Regions from separate parts of the Homo sapiens genome. Here region 1 is linked to region 2. A link is a loop called in an ENCODE intact Hi-C map of the cell type or tissue named here. Cell type or tissue: CD14-positive monocyte. All regions are shown on one strand.

Region 1 (5,000 bases), 840 kb before region 2:
CAAAAGGGCTGAGTGATTTCCTGAGTCTACAAGGGAGGTGCTGGGGTCAGGGGTGCCCAGTGGGCTGCCCAAGGGGTGCTTTACCCTAAGAGGGCCATACCCAAAAAAGGCCCCATTTCCTTCTTTGGACTTATGGGAACTTAGCTGGGCATGGTGGCGAGCACCTGTCATCCCAGCTACTTAGGAGACTGAGAGGAGAATCGCTTGAACCCGGGAGGTGGAGGCTGCAGTGAGCCAAGATCGTGCCAATGCACTCCAGCTGAGGCAACAGAGTGAGACCCTATCTCAAAAAAACAAACAAAAAACAAAAACAAAAACAAAACACCCACACAGACAAACTGGCCAATGGCAACCGGGGTGGGCTGACTCCTGGCCCTTTCTCCCGGTCCAGATACTCATTCAGGAAACAGCGGGTGGTGAGCCCAGGGTTACCTCGTGTAGGCACAGCACACAAAGCAGGTGAGGAAGGTGACCTGTCAACACTGGCTAGGATCTGGCATCACCGTGCCCTGATCTCTCCGGCACCCCAAGAGTTGGAATCTTGATTCTCCCTCTATCGACACAGGTCCCCCATCAACTAGCAGTGAGGAGCACCCCCCACCCGCCCTCCTGTCTGAAACCCCACTGTCTCACCTGGACCCTGTTCTTGCATGTCAGGGAGATCTCCACAATGAAGACGGTCTCAGTGGAAATGACAGCGTCAGAAGTGGTGTAGTAGGAAGGGGTGATCTGGGGCTCCAGGCAGGCCTCGGCTGCGGGGAAGAGGGAGAGATGCCTGGGTAAGGCCAGCTCGAGTATCCCGGTCTGAGGGCAGGATGGCCCGGCCCTGCCTCATAGCACGGATCAGCTGGGGACCCATGCGCTCTTCCTGCCCCTTCCAGGTGGGATATGCGAGACAGATCCAAGTGCTCGGTCACAAATGCAATGGCAACGTAGGCGGGATGGCTGTGAAGGAAGGCTGGGGAGGGGCAAGGCCGGCTTTCTGGAGGTGTGCAGGAAGAGCGAACTGGGGACAGGTGGGGGCTGGATTCACTGGACAATACATGCCAACACTTGGACCTATGACACGGAGGCCCGGGGGCCACGCCAGCCTCAATTCAGAGCCACAAACGGCCTGGACGAGTTACTGAAGGCATCCTCAGCAGAGACATCGGGGGTGGGGGCTGCAGGCAGGCAATGCACTGGGGCTTTCAAGATGAGAGAAAGGGTCTCTGCCCCCGGCCAGTTGACAGAAGGTGAAGACTGGCCCCAGCGTTTCCTGAAGAAGTAAACGGGAGAGACTCTGGTTCCAGAAGCACAACTTGTTAGCTGTGAGAGAAAGGACCTTGCCTTAGCCTTCTCCATAACCAGAGGCCCAAAGGAAAGGAAGGCTGCCGCCTACATCAGAGGGTGTGAAACAAAGGCTCCCCAAAGTGGGAATGTTCTCAGCCACCCGCTGTCCAAATGTGGTGCCCTGGCAGAACGATGGCTTCAGCAGAGGACGTCAGAGAAGGCTCTGGGTCTGGACCACAGGAGGCAGATCCCTAGGAACAGCGTGGAGGCAGTTCTCAGGGGCTAGATCCCGCCAGCCCTTCTGTGTCCTGCCTAAGTTGGGCCTGCTTCCTGTGGCGCAGGGGAGCCCCCGAAGGGTTTTATGGCCAGGCTTGTCCTCTGGATACGTCCCTGACTATAGTTCAGGGAATTCCTGAGGGGCAGATGAGGAGTGTGCGGAAAGGGAGGCCAGTTAGGCTGCCAAAACGTTGCAGGCAGCAAGGCTACTGGCCTGAAGGACGGCAGAAAAGGGAATGTGGAGAAAGCCGCCCCTGTCCAGTCCTGGCCCCCGGGCCCGGGGCTGGCTGCTGCAGCCACCTCCTAAACACACTCTGGAGTTCAGACCTCAGCCCCTCACGAATGCAAATCGACGGGACCCCTGGTCGGCTCTGCCGAAAACTCTGGTAAGGGTAAGGCAGGGCCCTCCGGAAAAGCCAGTCTTCGGCCTGGCACTCAAGGCCCTGCGCACCTTTGGCTCCCCATCTAACTCGCCCCGCTCTTGCTCCCTCTCCTCACTGAGGTCCCTTCCTAGCTTATGTGGCTCCTCCAGCCCCGTTTTTGGCCGCGATCGCTCAGCGCTACAGAGCTTCGCTCCGGTCCGACCCCGCAGGGAGCGGGAGCCGGGACATGTGTCACGTTCCGTGCTGCAGCTTGGGGGCCGGGCGCACCATGGAGGCTCGGGGACTCCTCTTCGTATGGGCAGACAAGGAAAAGCCTGGCTGCCGGTAAACGTGCGCGAGGTGCTTTGGTCCCCCCGTCCCAAGGCCGCCTGCCTCTCGGGGGAAGGCCCGGCCCGCAGCGACGGACCCTGAAAGGCCGGACCCCCGCATCCCTCCTGCCCCCAACACCACCTGCCGTGGGTCAGAGGCTCGCAAGAAAGAAGCCCCGGCTGGGCCGCTACCTGAGCAGCGGGAGAGGCTGGACAGCAGGAGCAGCGCCAGGGCGCCGAGAGATGCCATCGCCGCCATCGCCTCTTCTCTGCCTAGAGGAAAAGAAAACGAGCTCCCATGAACACGAGGGGCAAACGAGGAAGAGCGACGCGTAAGTGGCAGCGGCAGCCAATCGCGCACCGAACGGCTGGGCCGGCATTGTGACGTCTCTGGCAGCACTGACGTGGCCCCTCCCTGAGCCAGGGGCCCAGCTGGTCGCGGTCCCCCCCTCAACATGGCGGCAGCGGTGCTCTAGGCGCCGGAAGGGGGCGTGAATCGGTGCGACCGCGCGCGTGCGCAGTACCGGGTCCGCGCCTGTCCCCGAAACTTCGCACCCCGTCGAACTCTCGCGAGAGCGGTATCTGCGTGTCGGGACGTGCGGAGGCTCTCACTTTCCGTCATGGCGCTGAAGGTAGCGACCGTCGCCGGCAGCGCCGCGAAGGCGGTGCTCGGGCCAGCCCTTCTCTGCCGTCCCTGGGAGGTGAGCAGGGAAAGAGCCACGGGACCGCGGCAGCGGTCGCAGGGGAGCGGTGGGGTAGCCGCACCCGAAGCAGTCTGGAGTCCGATTGGCTAGGGGCCCCACCAGGGGCGGGGAAAGGGCTTCGCGCCGGGGTTGATTGGCCGCCTCCGCTGTCACTGAGGGGATTGGCCGAAGTTGGCCCTGGACCGGCTCCCCCAGGGGGTCTGCATCGGGTGGCGGGGGGCCCTCCGGACGGGCCGGGAGAGTGGGCCACGGCGGCTGTCACCTCCTTAGTGTCCTTGAAGGAGCCCTTCTGAGGCAGTCACTCACGTATCCCGGCCCGCCTTTCTCAAACCGCTTCGGGAATCCGGTTCCGGGACTCAAATTTCTCCACGGTTTCCTCTCTCGTGGACCGCTTTGCCACCTATCCCGGTGGCAAAGAACCGGACTTTGCCAGTCATCCCCCATAGTCCCCCAGTCTTAGAGCCCCAGATGCCTTCCCCTCGAGGCGCCTGGAATGGGAAGGAGCTAGGGTTTCTGAGGCTGCGGGGGTTTTGCTTCTGCTCTTCTCCGTGTGCGGTCTTGCGTATTCAGGTCCGAGTCTTCTTTCCTTACACTTATTTAAGAAGAGGTTAATTTAGGTCCTAGGTGGGCTGGAAACCATCTGAAGCAGCTGCCAGCCAGCACCTGGCCCTGATGGGTAAGAGGTTTGACCTCTAGGCCATGCTCCCACACTGAGCCACTGCGTGGCCTTAGGCCATTTCCTCCTCTCTCTGGGTTCTAGTTTCCCCTTTGGAACCCAGAGGGGAGGAGACTTCATGTTCTCAAAGGATCCTGTCAACTCTGACCTTCCAGAACTCCGTGACTTTGCGGCCACTCCCCAGGGACATCTCTACTTGCCATGTTTTCTCCTTCTGACCTCTGGGGGAGACTGCTTGTGCCTAATGAAATTCTCTTGACGATGCTGACTTCTCCCACCTTGCTGCTGAAAGGACGGCAGTATATAGTGGCTTTCCAGAGGCTCTGATGGCTCCAGCAACTGGGCTCCTGTAGGCTCTTGGTGAAGACATGTGTGCCTCCTCCCTGACCTCCCCTGTGTGTGTGCCTGTGTGTGCGTTGGGGTGGGAGTAGGGGACAGTGAACGGTGGGTAGCTGGGCAGTGCCTTGCCCTGAGACTGACCGTCCTGGGTGTGAGAACCCTTACAGAGGAACCCCAGGTCTTGAATCCCACTGATTTGGACGCCATAGGAAAACATGCAGCCACCATTGACACATGGTCCAACAGAAATATGCCAAAGACAGAAGCCTCAGCAGGCATAAGATGTGGGGTGTGGATGTTCTTTCTTTCCATGGAACCATGAAAGGGTGATGGGAGAGCGGGAGGCGTGTACATATTGCATCCTGCCTCACACTTGGCTCCTTTGATTGGTGGCTTCACAGGGAAGTCAGGGCACAAGGCAGAGCCTTTGCGACCTCCTGAAGGAAGGTGCCTGCATCTGTACAGTAAGGTCAGGGAAGTCCATCTGGAGCGCTCTCTGGGTCTTTTGCCAAAGCCCAAAGGAACACCTGGCACAGGGACCGGGTGGCAGAGAGGTTCAGCTCAGCCCTGGTGGTGATGTTGCCATCTGTGAGGGAGGTCCATGCTCTCAGGAGATTGGCTTGCTGCCACAGCTGAAGCCCAGGAGGAACTACTGCTGGGAGCTGCAGGGGTCCACCCGTGACCTCCCAGGGACACCAGCCTTGAACTCTGACCTGAGGGGCCAGTGGGGTGAAGGGGCAGGCGTGCTGTGTGGCACTAGCTACTGTGAGCAGCTCACACACCTCCTGTCCCCTAATCTTTCCAACAGTCACGGAAAGTAGGTACCTCCGTTCTGTGAATTTCAGATGAGGCCATGAAGCCATCTCAAGAAGAGTGGATGGTGGATTTGGACCGAGGCCTCCCTAGTCTCCAGATCTTTTTTCATTTTCTGATGTGCTTGTTCACTCAGGAAATGTTCCTTATGTGCCAGCTCTGGGCCAGGTACTGTGCTGGGTCCTAGGGTGACAGTATTGGACCACACTGACTTGGCCCCTCCTCTCGG
Region 2 (5,000 bases):
GGAAGCTGGTCAAGGGAATGACCTGGAACTGGGAGACAGAGAGAGCACAGAGATCACAGCAAGGCAATGGGTCAAAATCAGTTAAGTGGACAGGACGATCGCCACAAAATACCAGAAATAAGGACATCTTGAAAATGCAGCCAGTCCTGCCTCGAACTGGAAGCCTCTACCACATGTCCTGCCAGTGCAAGAGCCAATAGGTGGGTTCCCAGTGACCAAAGCTGGATGTGAGAGCCAGAAAATTCTGTCACAGAGAGGGAGATGAAGTTCACCTGGCAGGAATGGGTAAAATGTCATCAAATCATGGCATTCTCTCCTGCCCTCTAGGCCCTGCCCATGTTGCAATGGCTGTGAAGCACTTCCTGAGACCACACTGTTTCCAGTTCAACAACTCCAGTTTTCCATGGATTTTTGGAAATGACAATTGACAGAATGTTTCAGGATGATATAAAATCTGATACTAGATTGCCTGTAAAAACATTTTCAAAACTCAATTATTTTCAAATGTGAAAAAATATGCTACAAGTCACCTAGGATTTCAAAATTGGGAAAGTTCTTACAGCTACCACAAACATCACAATTGGGTGTGGATCCACACTGATCTACAAAGGCCAGAAGCCAGGAAACTACCACTTTGGGAGACCTGAGCTGCTCACAGAAAAGCACAAGCATCTGGTGTTGTCTGTTCCCTAGTACCTGGCTGTTCCTTGGTTCTTGGTCTCTCTCAGAAAATTCAGAGCCCCTGTTTCCTCAGGCTACTGCTGCCAACTTCTTGCAATCAATGAGCAACCCTGAGTCAGCACTGTGGAGCTACATTACTGTCCAAATCCATGGCCATCCCAGTGCTGATGGCAGTGGAAGAGCTCATCCAACTGGTACAGTTGTTATTTCTGGCAGTGAATCACATCCACACCATGGCACACCTTGCTCAGAGAGTTTCCATCTCCATTAACAGAAAAAGCAACCTATATCCCTCCCCTGACCCAGGTTTCCAGGTTCGAACTGGCTGCCAGACAACCTGGTTCTCTGTGCATCCTTTCTGTGCCAGACTTAGTCTAACAGATTTGATGCTATGGCTCCAAGCTGAAACCCATGAATATCTACCCCTGAGATGCTGGTTTCTCTCCTTCCCTCTGGCTCCTAACCACACTCACCTGCAGAGGATAAACAGGCATGCCTAGTGTGTGGGGGTTTGTCCTGGGTTGCTGCCCTGGACAAAAACACTGGCTCTAGCAGGTAAGGTCCCAGTGCAGTTTGGCTCGTACCTGCTGGTGCAGCTCTCTCGTCTGACGAATTGCTCAGATCCGCTGGGGCTGTTCTGCTGTTCTGGGGTACTGGGATCTGCAGGTTGCTGAGTGGGTACAGCTGGGTCTCCTTGGCCACCTCTTGGGGCTCCAGGCCTGTCCTGCCAGGCCTCTCCGACCTTGGTGGCCACATCCTTCCCCTCAAAATCAGTCAACACGCTGAGGAAGAATAAGACCCTTATGAAGTGAGTGCCCTGAGACTAGACTTTGTTCTCCCATGGCAGGTAGGCTGGCTGTCATGTCTCGTGGACTTGGAGGGACTCATCTCCCCAAGAGTGGGGCAGACAGGAAGGAGGCACAATCCCCACCCCAAGGAGCAGTCAGTCTCCTCCTCAGTAGGACCCCCGCAGTGCTGCTCCTTTCTGACAAGGGCAAAGTCACCTGACGACTTCAATGAGGTGTTAAAAGACATCGTCTTCTGGCTGGAAACACACTGGTATTCTTGTCCCCATCCTCCCACTGCCATCTCTCCTTTCTCCAGTTCTTTCCCGCCTCCGGCCTCTCTAGGAAGACCTAAGCCATTCAGCCTTCTTCCCTGACCATGGTGCTCAAGACCTGTGCGCTGGCCAGGCTCATCAAATACCCGGCAGTCTAGGGAGGAGCTTCTCCCCCAAGCTACCCTGGAGGGCTCGGTAGGGGCAAGGGTAGGGGAGTGCGCACGTGTTGGTCACCAGATTCCCAAATCCGCTGTTGACCCCACAAAGGGGGGAAGGGCCAGGAGAATCCAAAATTTCTTAGGCGGGGCCATTATGAGAACCCTAGACCCATTTGTGATCCTCGAGCGCCATCTGGCGGCAGGAACCGGGACTGCTGCAGAAAAAGCCTCTCCACGGTCGATCTCGCCCAAAACAACCATTTTCTTTGTTGATCGTCTCATTTCCCGGCGAGCACCGCAGGCAGAGTCTGCGGCTGCAGGAAATGGCGGCACGCGCAGGCGTACTCACGCCGGCCGCACCCCGGCCTGTGCACGCACGATCTCAGCGCGCGTGCGTGCACCCGCCCACTTATCGTTGTGACCGCGTAGTTTTCACATGTGGAACCTTCTTGTCTTCTTTATTGGAAGTAGTCATAGCTATTCCTGGAAAGCAATAGCATTTTCATCCCCTGCCCCCCTTTTTTTTTTTTTGAGACGGAGTTTCGGTCTGTCGCCCAGGCTGGAGTGCAGTGGTGTGATCTCGACTCACTGCAACCTCCGCCTCCCGGGTTCCAGAGATTCTGGGACTACAGGCGCCCGCTGCCACGCGTGGCTAATTCTTTGTATTTTAGTAGAGACGGGGCTTCACCTTGTTGGCCAGGCTGGTTGTGAACTCCTGAACTCAGGCAATCCGCCCGCCTCGGCCTCTCAAACTGCTGGGATTACAGGCGTGAGCCACCGTGCCTGGCCATCCCTTTTTTTTTACAGATGAAAAAGTTGACATAAGGGTCCAATTTGCAACTAATAGTAGTCAAAATGGAACTTCCTTGTTCCTGCTGCAGTTCAACCTGATCAGGTGACTCCTGCTACATACACTTTTAGCGTCTCTAAACTTAGTTCCTCCCACCTAACCCCAGCTGCTTCTCTTCCCCTTCCAGCAGCCAAACTCCTTAGAAAGAGCTGTCTACGCTCACTCTTGTCACCTTTTCCTTCCTTTCTTACCATCAACATTCCATGGAACCTATTAATTGCTTCTGGAAAACTGAGTTCCTTCTGGGTTACACATTACGCCCGGGAGGCAGCAAATTCTTACAGAAATGGTGACATCTTACGAAAGATAACTTACAGTGGAACATTCCAAATGAACAACAACACACTGAAGTGCATTTTAAAAAAAAATTCTTTTGTGTTGTGGCTTGGCTCCCGGGGCAATGGTGCAGAGAGCCAGATCACCAGGGCCACTCAGGGAAAGGGAGCCCAGAAGCCTGGCATGCCAGCAAAAGGGTAAATATCTCTTCCCAGTCAGATTTCAGGCTTCTCTCTCTCTGTGCAAACTGATTGTAAAATCACTGTTTATCTCCTCTGTAAAATTTTAATTAATGCAAAAAGGAATTCTGAGGCTGTCTAGTCTTAAGCTGTAGTCAATCTGGTATATTTTGTGCTATAAAGTCGTTTTTCTGTGTCGAGGGGTACCTTAGGATAAAACATGGGCTTGGGCCCCCATAAGCTTGCTGCTCAAGATGGCCCAGCAAGCTGGTCAGTGACAAACTTTGCTGCAGGTCCCTGAAACCAACAAAAAACTGGACAAGGTCGCCATCCTGTTTTATGTCCTTGGGAGCTTGACCTTGTAACCATGTGGCAGTACTTTCTCCTTGTCTCTACCTTCCAGGGAACAGGAATTTTAGGGTTCATATCATAGTTAGTTCTAAAAATTATCTTGACTAGTTAAAAGCCTTTGCAAGCTCAAAATTAACTACTCTAGACTCCTTCTGGGCTCAGTAGTTAAGGTTTTGCCCTTTCACAGTGGCAGTCTGGGTTCGATTCCTGGCTTAGGAAATAAGTCCTTTCTGGTTTAATATCTGCATGACCTTGTCTATACCTTTCTCCTCCATGGACTGTCTTAAATTTTCCTTTGAGCACCTGGGAGTTCGAGACCAGCCTGGCCAACATGATGAAACCCCCTCTCTACTAACATACAAAAAAAAAAAAATAGCCAGACATGGTGGCACACGCCTGTAGTCCCAGCTGCTCCAGAGGCTGAGGCAGGAGAACTGCTTGAACTGGGGAGACAGAGGTTGCAGTGAGCCGAGATCATGCCACTGTCAGCCTAGGCGACAGAACAAGACTCCGTCTCAAAAAAAAAAAAAAAATTAACCTTGTAAAAAATTTTATGTATGATAATACTAAATTTAAAAGGGTATTATTAGGTTTTTCCATAAATTGAACATGGACATAAAAGCACAACAGGTTTTCTTAGAGCACTAATCTGCTCTTCAACAAAAATTGTAAAGGGTTATAAAAGGTTTATAAAATTCTTACCTTATGTTCAAACTGATTAAGATTGAATACATTTGTCTATAAGGTTTTATTTAAGAATTGGGTTTGACATCGATAATGCACTAATGCAACAGTGACATTTGGCTTATTTGGTATAAAAATCATGGGAGGCATTGTCAAAATAAAAATACTGTTTTGTTTTGTTTTGAGACTGAGTTTTGCCCTCGTTGCCCAGGCTGGAGTGCAATGGCATGATCTCTGCTCACTGCAACCTCCACCTCCTGGGTTCAGGCGATTCTCCAGTCTTAGCCTCCCGAGTAGCTGGGATTACAGGTGCATGCCACCATGCCTGGCTAATTTTTCTATTTTTAGTGGAGACAGGGTTTCACCATGTTGGCCAGGCTGCTCTTGAACTCCTGACCTCAGGTTATCCGCCTGCCTCGGCCTCCGAGAGTGCTGGGATTACAGGTGTAAGCCACCGCGCTTGGCCAATAAAAATAATGTTTAATCTTCAGGGTATATTTTTAGTGAATTATATTAATATATATTCCAAAATTATATGGGGTTTCTAAAATTCTAATATGTATATCAAGTGCAGATTATAAAAATTCAGTCATACAGGATTAATGAAAAGATCACTTAGTGAAGTGAGTAGACTCTTCGTCTAGCTCATTCTTTATTTTATTTAATTTAGGCAGTTTGTTTTATGGGGACCTCAGGTAAACAGCATACTTCAAACTCTGGGTATTATCCTACTGGTAGTCATAGTAGTCTCCCCAGTGCAC

What was found. Hi-C counts contacts between places; a loop is a spot of excess contacts. Peaks named below come from ENCODE experiments on the same cell type or tissue, not always from the same donor. Only the 100,000 strongest peaks of a DNase experiment are listed, where the experiment ranks them.
Region 1: it touches region 2 in a loop (11-fold over the local background); 2 of 110 quality-filtered maps call a loop at or near these places.

The regions. Positions count from the first base shown.
Region 1 is chrX:153,792,186-153,797,185 of GRCh38, reverse strand. It overlaps IDH3G (isocitrate dehydrogenase (NAD(+)) 3 non-catalytic subunit gamma), which reads left to right and starts at 2,811. Exons shown (of 13, transcript NM_004135.4): 1 at 2,811-2,940. The coding sequence starts at 2,860. It overlaps SSR4 (signal sequence receptor subunit 4), which reads right to left and starts at 2,518. Exons shown (of 6, transcript NM_006280.3): 1 at 2,432-2,518; 2 at 634-752. The coding sequence starts at 2,498. RefSeq lists enhancers at 2,562-2,821, 2,721-3,448 and a silencer at 3,112-3,261. In CD14-positive monocyte, no CTCF peak of the experiment used is centred here; a DNase peak (open chromatin) is centred at 2,675; H3K4me3 peaks cover 3,408 bases; H3K27ac peaks cover 3,902 bases.
Region 2 is chrX:152,956,162-152,961,161 of GRCh38, reverse strand. It overlaps ZNF185 (zinc finger protein 185 with LIM domain), which reads right to left. Exons shown (of 25, transcript NM_001395254.1): 19 at 1,266-1,463. Among named protein-coding and RNA genes, the nearest start is that of PNMA5, 35 kb to the left of the region's middle. RefSeq lists enhancers at 1,814-1,943, 1,954-2,003. In CD14-positive monocyte, a CTCF peak has its summit at 2,084 (motif pointing left); a DNase peak (open chromatin) is centred at 2,211; H3K4me3 peaks cover 668 bases; H3K27ac peaks cover 937 bases.